2 separate regions of the Homo sapiens genome follow, and region 2 is linked to region 1. A link is a loop called in an ENCODE intact Hi-C map of the cell type or tissue named here. Cell type or tissue: heart left ventricle. All regions are shown on one strand. Each heading gives the region's core, and the rest is flanking DNA. Links, peaks and the distances in the headings are about the cores only. Region 1 has its middle 170 kb from the start of SLC38A4. Region 2 overlaps SLC38A4-AS1 (SLC38A4 antisense RNA 1).

Region 1 (5,385 bases), core at 128-5,127:
TGACCACACCCCGCCCACCTCCATCCACCTGGCTACTTATTCCAGCTGCAGCAGCCTCCCTCTCGCTCTTTAGCATTTGAGGTTCCTCTGGCTGGGATGTCCATCCCCCTGACTTCCACACTGCTTGCACCTTCACTTTCCTTAGATCCTACTGATACTACCTTATTGGGAAAACTTTCTCTGGCCACTTTTTTTCAATGAGAACTCTATCTCCCCAAAATACTCCTTCCCTTTTCTCCTGCTTTATTATTCTCCAAAGCCATAATCTCCATCTAACATGGTATATACCTTTACACGTTTGCTGGCTTATTGTTGTCTTTCCTTCTGTCTTAGGTTGGATTTCCTAGAAACAGAACCTGAGAGAAGAATTCAGGTGCATATTGAGGGAATGCTCTTCAGGAAAACCTGTAAAGGGAGGGAATGATGCAGGATAGTGTGAGTGAAGCAGCCGGGCAAGGGTGTGCTTCCAGGGAGGTCTAGCCATGAGAAAGAATTTTTCCGGTGCACTAATTGCATCTGGAAGCAAGAGGCCCACTCTTTGTACCCTCCTTTCAGTCGTTGGCTGTGTGCTGAGTTCGGGGCATTGCGACTTCCTGGCTGAGGCAATGCCCTTGCACTGAGGTCAATTCTCTTTCGAATGGGACAGATGGGAGCCAACATGCATAGAAACTGGGAGCAGAAGTGTTGGCCATGTAAAAGGGACCCAAGACAGGCAACTAAATGACATCTAACACTTCCATTACAGTATAATCTCCATGGTATTTCAGACTCTCTGGTTTGCTTTGTGCTGTATTTCTAGCACACAGAACACAGCCTGGCACATAGTAAGTCTTCAATAAATATTTATTGAATGACTTAATAATCTTAGTGAACTAGTGTAATGTGTATGCCAGGGGACAAAATGGTGAATGAGACAGACATGGTCCCTGCCCTCGTGGAGGTATGGTTTAATGGGAATGCAGACATTGGCAATTTAAACACAGTTTGAACAGTTCTATCATGAGAAAAGCAGGGTGGGCTAAGAACACACAGTAGGGACACTTAAACCCCAGAATTTGGAAAGGGAAAGTACTACAAACTTTGTGGTATGGTGAAGGTCTGTGTTTTTCATTGTAATTATTCACAGAAAGCAGAGGGCACATTGATAAAGTTGGGAAAATATTTGCAAGACTGCAGAATTACTATGAAGATTCTAATTCAGTTTTGTTTCAGCCATGATTTCTGTCACAGATAGAAAGATCAAAGGTTGAACAACCTGAACCAGGACTTCTTACATTTGCCCCGTGGTCTGTCTGTTGTCCCATCTTCACAATGAGAGGGTTGAACTTGAATTTCCTTCCTCGGGTCTCTGGAGGGGTCTGGGTATTGGGCTCTGCCCATTCTGTGGTAGGAAATGAGGGAGTGCCAGCCAGTCAACTATTAGTGCCAGCCAGTCAGTATTTCCTGGGATTGAGAGATTCCCTTGGACATTTGAGAATTGGCATAGTTTTCCTTTAAAAGTATCAGTGTGGTATTTATTAGGTGGCTTAGTAATTAGGTCCATTTAAAAAAAGAGAACTCAGTTCCCCTGAGGATTTGATGATGCCTTGGCCTCAGTTGGTGCTTGGTAACCCCGGTAATCAATCAATTTACTTGTATAGTCTGGTCTGTCTAGGGGATTCTATACTGCACGGATGCAAACTGCCTTCCCCAATTTTTCCCAATTTGGTTTATACAGCTATGTGTAGCATCCCACATATTTGGGGGAATGTGTGTGTGTCTGTGTGTGTGTGTGCATGCATGCACGCAAGAGCTTGTGAATAGTTGGGGAAAGGCCATACGAGTTGAACTGGGGCAGTGTCTTCAACTACAGCATGACTGTTTTGGAGAGAGGATCTTGCTCTGCTGCCCAGGCTGGAGTACAGTGGCACAATCACAGCTCACTGCAGCCTCAACCTCCTGGGCTCCAGTGATCCTCCTGCCTCAGCCTCCCAAGTAGCTGAGACCACAGATGTGAGCCACCAAACCCAGTTAATTTGTTTTGTACTTTTTGTAGAGACAGGGTCTCACTATGTTGCCCAGGCTGGTCTCAAACTCCTGGACTCAAATGATCCTCCTGCCTTGGCCTCCCAAAATGCTCGATTATAGGTGTGAACCCCTGCGTGCAGCCTACAGCATGACTTTTAATGTTTGATAGTCATGTGCCTTTAGACATTTTCATAATTCATCCTGGAGAATGGTAAAAAATAAGTTTTGTTGAAATATAAAAAGGCCATTGAAATGTCACAGAGTGGTTTACCTAACAGTAAATTATATAAGGCCTGAAGGTAGGGGTGGGAGAGGGGATATTAGTCAGGAATTTCTAGTAATTTGAAGCCATGCAAAAACAACAATGTTCTCAGGCATTATTGTGTTTGTTGCTAACTTTTGGCCGAGCGATTTTGAGAGTTTTTAGCTCTTCCCAGTCTGGGCAGTCACATTGGGCTTGTCACTTCTGCCTCTCACTTGTGCTGTGTTCATGCCCTGGATGGGTGCTCTTGATTGGCTGCTGCCTTACCCACCCCTTGGCACAGCTGCCTTGAGGTCTGCCATGTTCATTGGGGCCCACTCTGCTAATTTATTTTGCCAGCTTTGTGCTTAAATTTCTTCTAGATTCAGAGCTTTGATTGAAGGAATATAATATGTCACAAAAATAGCTGGTTTCATTTACCAAATACTAATTTTTTGCAAGATGATAGTTCTTTAGAAGGAGATATTTCCTGAATGCTAGTTAGTTATAAAATTTGTTTTACATAAGTTTGTTGAATGTTGTAATATTTGTGAAAATAGAGGTGGGTGCATAATGTCATGGTTTGTTAATTGAATGCTGACCTAAATAACGATACGATGGTGTAATGGGAGGAGTCCTGGACTAGCAGGCAGGAAAGGTTAGCTCTTGGTACTGCTTGGTTGTGACCTTTGGCAATTCCCTTGACCTCTCTTGGCCTCAGTTTCTCTACAGAACTAGATAATGCATAAGGCTCCTTCTAACTCTATAAGCAAAGTTCTAAGTCTATGTAGCTGGAAAGCTTGCAAAATCAGCAAGGGTGTGTGTTTTTATTCACATATCTTAAACTCATCTCCTAGAACTTTGGGTCAAAATTGACCTTGTGAAAAATAAAACCAAACAGTTGAAGGCTCTAGCTTATCTGACACCCTAACTTAATTTTGATCAAATGTTGTTTTTATATGAAATAGATTACTAAGATAATAATATGCTTGGGTAAAAGGTATTGGCTCTAGACAAAGGAATTGTTTTTTTTAGCTCTGCCAGTTCTTATAAGGGAAAGCTGATATTTTCATCAGGAATGGGGTACAGTCTCCCTTGGGAGAGCTCAATGCCATGTAAGCCAACACATATATTGCCCCAGGACTTAAACAATTCTATGCTGGAGATAATCAGAAATATGCACATATTTCTTTTTTCTTAAGCAATACCCAACAAATTCAGAAAGTTGTCATATTTGAATTGTTTTCCTTTTCAGAGGAGGGATGTGCAATACTGAATAAGGAGAGAAATACTTTTCTAGGAAGTATTTTTCGTTTTTTGTTTTTTTTTTTTTCAGAAAAAAACCACTTTTGAGGCACAATTGTCATAAAATGTCACTTGTAGCATGAAGCAAATATAGAAACTCTGTCCCTTTGCAGATAGGACTGCCTGTTAAGTGATGGCCGGTCAGACTTACTTGATGACTCAGTACAGTGAGAGACAAGCATTAGAGCTGTTAGTTGTTACTAACACTAAGCAGAATAACAGAAAACAGGCAAAATAGGGTCAAGTAGAATTGTCAATTTTTGCCTTTCAGAGTCATTAAAGGGAAGAACTGGGGCTGAGTCGTTAGAATAGGTTAGTTGTTTGAGTTATTCCATCAATCCGAAATTAGAATTACCTTCATACCTTCCTTGCCTTTCCAAACTTCTGGGCCATGTCACTGAGAGTGGCCAGGACTCAGCTGATCTGCAGCAGGGAAACCACCCCCAATCTGTGGCTACTCCTATACTTAGGCTTAAACTGGACATAAGGCCATTTCATACAATTTCAGATGTTTGTGTTTTGTCTTTGCAACATGATATATATGGTTAAAATAATATAATTAATTTTTAATATTGTAGCTTATTGAAAGATAAAAAGTGAGCCTTGCTGCTTTTTTAGCTATTCTTTTGGACACAGCTACTACAAGAAGAGAAAATATTGGCAAGCCAGGGGTTAAGGTACTACAAGGAGGGAGCAATTTTCTCTCACCTCACGAGGAGGAAAAGACCCAATAATGGATTTTACTTCCCTCCTCGATGTATTAGATTTTACGGGAAATTTAACATGGTATGTCTTTTGTATCAAATCACAGAGTGAGGGCTTTTCACTTTGAGGAAATCCTATACACTAAAAAAGGAATTTAGCAGTTAGTAGGGTAAAATTCACACAAGCAAAAGTTTTATTACTTTACAAAAGGCTCTTTTAGTGAGCCAATCCCAGTGCTTTAAAAAGAACATGTTAAGTGAGGAGCATAAGCCTGTTTCCTGAGTAATGACTTCAGTTAAATTGACACACACATAGCCAAATGTTCTTTGTGCCTGGCAGGACCCAGGAGAAATCACCTAATTTATAACTATAATGCCCATATACACTGGCATCAAAATTTCCACCCCACTTGGATGCAAAATTGTACTTTAGTGCTCAAAAAAAATTTTTTTTCTTAACTGCCTCTATGCCTTTGTATAAGAGACTCTTGTAGCTAACACCTTTTTATTTATGAGAAAAACATTTGCAAGTCTTTTATTTTTTGTTTAATTTAGTTTTTACCAGAAAATAAGGGGCCGTGTACAGCATATTCATGGAGACTAAATTAACTAATAGGGTTTAACTGTCGGTTGAGTGTTCTGAGAAAATGTCTGGGAAATGAACTTATAAACAGAAGGCCAGTGTTCAGGGTCCCTAGAGAAATAATGATGGGTCCTGCTCACTGAACATTTTGTGCCTCAGAGCGGCCAAAAGTGGGAGAAGAGGGAAAGAAAGCGACTAAGTGTGTGGAGAAGTTGGAGTGGTGTTTTTACCAACGGTGTGCTCAGGATTTTTTTAAACAACGATATGTGCAAGTCGTTATTTAGAACAATGTACGAAAGCGTATAATAAACATATGTGGATGATTGGGGTTGGCTATTAAGGGAAATACAGAACTGATTTTCCAAATGCCTTGCAGACTGCCAGACTCTGGAATGCTGGTTTTAAGCTGCTCACAAGAGCTACTACCTAATTGGAGCTCTGTGTATCTCTGAGCTTACAACCCTGGGGGACTTTTAAAAAAACTGTTGTCGTTAGAACCTTCTATTTTGAACAAATGGGCTAGTAAGAACAAAAGTAGAAGTGTC
Region 2 (5,385 bases), core at 110-5,109, 180 kb before region 1:
CCTGATTCTTCTGACCCCAACCCTGGGCATGGTCACCATGGCTCATAGACATGAGTCACTGAGTGTATAGGTGTGGATCTGAGGGATTTTGGATTGGTTTCCAAGCTTGTTTATAGATTTGACTTCATAATGGTGATTTGTGTTTATTTCAGTGCTTGAGTCAGGAGGTTTGCCTGACATCCTGAAGACCAAGGTCTTCTCTGTGGAGAACTATCTAGCACATGTGACAGCTCTGAGAGTGTTTTTAAGAACAGGTTGATGTGTATGCTCTGTATTAATTTTTTTTTATAGATTTGAGGGTGTGTAGTCATCCATGCTCTTTTTGATCTTTGGATCTTTTGCTGCATTCTTAGTTAAGTTTGTAATCTACATTAATGGCAACAGAAGGGTAAACTGACTAAGAGGGTTATTACACACTGGTTTGTATTGCCAAGGGAGGCAGCACAATCCATTTTCCTGACGGTTTTGGCACGATCCTTCCTGGCACCTCAGAGATGGGCAATGTGATGTTATATACACTCTTGTGCTTGGTTATTAATCTGGGTGTTTTGGATGAACATAAAGTAAAACATGCAGGGAACCATTAATGTATTGTATGGGGAGGTGAGGTGGTAAATCATATCTCAGCTTCTCATCCATAGTGATTCATTGGGAACATTTTTCCCCATGCTTGGTTCCATGAGCAAATGAATGAAATTTCAGTCTCATGAAGATTTCCACCCATGAGCAAAATTTTATTAATTTTTTGCCTGTTCCAAATTACAAATTAGCTTTATTATTCTTGTTACTATTCAAATAGAACACCATACAATACATTCAGTTTCTCTACTTGATCCAATTTCTTTGAAAATTTAACAAATATAATCAAATAGACTAAGCATAACAATTTTTATCAAATTCCACATGGTATTTATTTGGATTGGTGTGTGTTATTTGGTAGGTCTCTATTTACCTATTTTGGAGGAAACCATTATTTCTTCCTTTTATTTTTATATATGCAATGTCCAATTTCAGAGTCTCATTTGCCTGTGAATTGAGAGAGTTCAGTGGACTCATGGAAGACTTGGGTTCTGGCTTTCGACTGCTTTTTTGCTTCCATGCATCTCTGATATTCTTACTCCTAGTAAAGATATCCTAGTAAAGATAACCTCCCACTAAGAGTCAGCAAACAATCAGCAGAAAAGATTGAGTTTCTCCCTTTCCAAAGCCAGTTAGTCAGTCAACAAACAATTCCTAAGTGCCCACCAAGCATTGAGCTCACCCTGGAGACACTGAGGCAGACAATCGTGATTGTGCAGAATCAGTTGGAACGAGGTTATCTGGATGGTGGTAAGGGAGACAGAATGAGAGGAAACAGAGGATTTGCACATAATTGATATTTTCAGTTAGATGAAAAAAATACATTTGAAGTTTGGGATTCAGCATCCCAAATCTAGAATAAGGGACCAGGAAGGCCCCTGCGTGCTTTATGAAGATCACTGATAGATTGTTACCGTGGGGCCCATGGGAGTATCAGCAGGAGGGCAAGCCACACAAAAATAGAAAAGAGAAAAAATGTCCCCAAAGTATGTATATAATTGCAGTTTTACACTTAAAAAATTTTTTCTATATATGCAAAGAAGGTATGTTTTAAAAAAGATTGATGATTGTTAGAGCCAGAAGTGACTTTAGGAATGCTTGGATTTAGGAATTTTCTAACTTTGGTGTACATCAGAATATCTTGGGAGTTTGTAAAAATAAATACCAATGCACAGATCCTAACCTGATGGCCAAGATCTGCTTTCCTAGGTAACTCTAAAATATACTGAGGTTTGAAAACCACTTATTAGTCCAGTTTTTATTTTACAGAGAAGAAAACTGGCATCCAGAGGGGTTAATATACTCACCCACGGTCATATCAATTCCCTTCCTAGTTTAATCTCTATTGGCTGTGTGCCCAGACAAGAAAAAAATGCATCCACTTTGGGAATTGTCCAGAGATAATTTTTTTTCCTGTCTTATGATAGAAAAGAAAGGAAATGTACAAGCAATTTGGGAAAAAATTACTACATATGTATTTGTGAGTATAGTTGCTAGACATATAGATATATATTGCAATCAGGTAGCATAGATTCAAGTTGCCCTGAATATACACTCCCCTTAGATATCTTTTATGGCTATAAAATTTTATGATAGATGAAACTATTAATAGATATTTTCTATTTTCTCATTTTTGCCTACAATTAAGAAAAAGATATTTATTTTTCGAACTATCCACGCCAGGGATTATACGGTGTTAGGCATAGTTAACTGAATTTCATCATCACCCCTAATATAGGTAAGTATGCCAGGCTTATTGTTTTAGATGAGGAAACAAAGAGAAGTGTCATACTTATCACATTAAAATATTAATAAATTTATTAGAATTATAATGGAAATGGAAAGTTCCTGACACTCTTGTTAGTGCTGGGCCTACAACCTCAGTTTTCATAAAAGATCTAGAGTTCAAGGTACCAAATTTTATCAAAATAAGTTTGGGTTTAAGTTCACCAACTCGCCTGTGGCCTACTCGTCCTTTCTGGCAATGATTAACACTAGTGTTTAATGCACGTTTTAAAGTGTGTTCTTTAAACTCTTTTACCAAACAGAACTTCCTTTTTATGTAATGAGTCAGCTCTCCGGGTATTTGTAGCCCGGGGAATTGCCTCTCCAGTGGTGGAGATACGGAGCCCAGCTGCCAGGGTAAACAGCCACTTCCTAATATAATTGCTCAGAAATGCTGGAGGAGAAAATGTAAGAAAAGAAATTGCTCTGTCTTGTAAACAGTCAACTGTGTTTTACAATAGCGTACCAGCACTCCAAATCATTCATCAACTTGAGTAACATGGCTGGATTTCACTGTTAGGTTTACTTGGTAGTCACATTAATCCTTCTCTTCTACATAATGTGCCAGATTTCTTTGATGACAAACAGTACACCAAGGGTCTAAATATGGTTTTAGGAGCAAGCTTTTAACCAGACTCAAACTTATCTCAGAGGCCATTTTCGCTTTCTCTCTTCTTGAGTGGGGCCAGAGCTCAAGTTTGACTCAGGACCATTTAGGGACTTTTTTCTTTATTTTAATTTTTCTAATGATATCATTACAAATTATTTTTTAAAATAGCAGTTAATTAAGATGGGAACTAAGCCAGAATCACATAATCATGGCCTGCAAAGAAGCTCCTAGGTTCATACATCAGTGATTTGAATTGTTCTGTTCCTCTCCGCAGGAGCAATGGTGCTGTTACCACTGTATGTGTGCTTTCTGTGCACACAAGAATGTTAAGCGTTCATCCAGAATTCATATTTATTTATTTATTTTTTCTTTTTTGAGACGGAGTCTGGCTCTGTCGCCCAGGCTGGAGTGCCATGGCTTGATCTTGGCTCACTGCAACCTCCACCTCCTGGGTTCCAGCGATCCTCTTGCCTCAAACTCCCGAGTAGCTGGGACTATAGGCATGAGGCACCATGCCTAGCTAAGTTTTGTATTTTTAGTAGAGACAAGGCTTCACCATGTTGGCCAGGCTTGTCTTGAACTCCTGACCTCAGGGGATCTGCCCGACTCGGCCTTCCAAAGTGCTGAGATTACAGACGTGAGCCACTGTGCCCAGCCCAGAATTCATATTTAGAGAAAAACTTTCGGAGGTGATTTCAACTGATCATTGATCAGTCTTCCCACAGTTGTATACTGTTAAGTGAGCTTTATGTGTATGTGAGTTGGCGGTATCTTCATTTAATTTGCTGGATATTGATATTTTTAACTTGTTAGCAGCTGTTAAAAAATTCAAAATGTGCACATACAATATGTTGAATACAAATATCCTTCTTTCTTTTATTTTCCAGCCATCTTATTCCTTTCCCAATCACTGTTACTCGTTTCTTATATATACTTATAGGGGTATGTTGCATATTTACAATCATATGCATATATAAGGATATGTGTATATATTTTTTAATACAGGTGATCGCATACTCTATACACTGTTCTGAACCATACTATTTTCCCCTTAACCATGTCTTGGAGATCTTCCCATCTCAATATTTAATAATATTGTCTTAATCTTCCACCATGGGACATTTAGTTATGTTTAATCTTTTGCTATTACAAAGATGCATTTTCATCTGTGGGAATATATTTATGGGATAAATACCCAGAAGTCAATTTCTGGTTCCAACAATATGTGTACTTTAAATTTTAGTGATTATTGTCAAATTGCAAAAGGTTACAATAATTCATATTCCCACCAGCAAAGCAAGAATGTGCCTGTTTCTATAAATACTTGCCAACACAATTTGTTAAATATTTTGATCTGCTTAAATTTACATCTTTTTTATTATGAATAGTATAGTGCCTATTTATAATCTAAGTCATTTGTTTTTTCCTTTTCTGTGGGTATTCCAATCCTTTGCCTTTAATTTTTTTTATTGATTTATAGTAGCTCTTTATTCAGGGAATAAATTAGTCCTTAGTTTGTCATGTAAAGTACAATTTCTTTTGATCTTACCTATGATGTTTTGAGGTATACAGAAACTTTTATTTTTTATGTAGTCAAATGCATTTAATATTTGATATTATAGCTTCTGAATTTTATGGAAAAATTTAGAAAGGCCTTTTCCACTTTTTTGAGGTTATGAAAAAATTCTTCAATCTTTTCCCCTCCTGGTACTCTTATAGCTTTATTTTTCCATTTTAAATCTTGGTGTTACAGGAAAGGGGTCCCGATCCAGACCCCAAGAGAGGGTTCTTGGATCTCACACAAGAAAAAATTCAGGACGATTCCACAGTGCAAAGCAAAAGCAAGTTTATTAAGAAATTAAAGGAATAAAAGAATGGCTACTCCATAGACAGAGCAGCCCTGAGGGTGCTGGTTGTCCATTTTTTTGGTTATTTCTTGATGATATGCTAAACAAGGGGTGGATTATTCATGCCTCCCTTTTTAGACCATATAGGGTAACTTTCTGACATTGGCATGGCATTTGTGAACTGTCATGGCACTCGTGGGAGTGTAAGCAGTGAGGATGACCAGAGGTCACTCTCGTGGCCATCTTGGTTTTGGTGAGTTTTGGCCAGCTTCTTTATTGCAACCTGTTTTATCAGCAAGATCTTTATGATCTGTATCTTATGCTGACCTCTTAGCTCATTCTGTGACTTAGAAAGCCTTAATTTGATGCAGCCCAATAGGTTTCAGTCTTATTTTACCCAGCTCCTATTCAAGATGGAGTTGCTCTGGCTCACATGTCTCTGACATTGGTGTAGCTGGAATTTTGGGGGTATGTAGAGTGAGGTAGGGATCCAGCATTTCCCACCAGATGGTTGTGAGGACCTTCAGCATGTCTACTGAGCTCTATATTTAGGTCAGCCCTGGG

The links. A loop is a pair of places that touch in the nucleus more often than their neighbours do. Peaks named below come from ENCODE experiments on the same cell type or tissue, not always from the same donor. Only the 100,000 strongest peaks of a DNase experiment are listed, where the experiment ranks them.
Region 2: a loop joins it to region 1, with 3 times the contacts of the local background. A loop is called at or near these places in 26 of 110 quality-filtered maps.

The regions. Positions count from the first base shown.
Region 1 is chr12:46,654,260-46,659,644 of GRCh38, forward strand. No RefSeq gene overlaps it. Among named protein-coding and RNA genes, the nearest start is that of SLC38A4, 170 kb to the right of the region's middle. In heart left ventricle, for the core only: no CTCF peak of the experiment used is centred there; no DNase peak of the experiment used is centred there; H3K4me3 peaks cover 294 bases; H3K27ac peaks cover 1,613 bases.
Region 2 is chr12:46,471,142-46,476,526 of GRCh38, forward strand. The region is part of intron 3 of SLC38A4-AS1 (SLC38A4 antisense RNA 1); the gene reads left to right. All of the region lies in intron 1 of LOC124902923 (a long non-coding RNA gene), which reads right to left. Among named protein-coding and RNA genes, the nearest start is that of SLC38A4-AS1, 90 kb to the left of the region's middle. RefSeq lists an enhancer at 2,682-2,881. In heart left ventricle, for the core only: no CTCF peak of the experiment used is centred there; a DNase peak (open chromatin) is centred at 2,700; H3K4me3 peaks cover 237 bases; H3K27ac peaks cover 2,327 bases.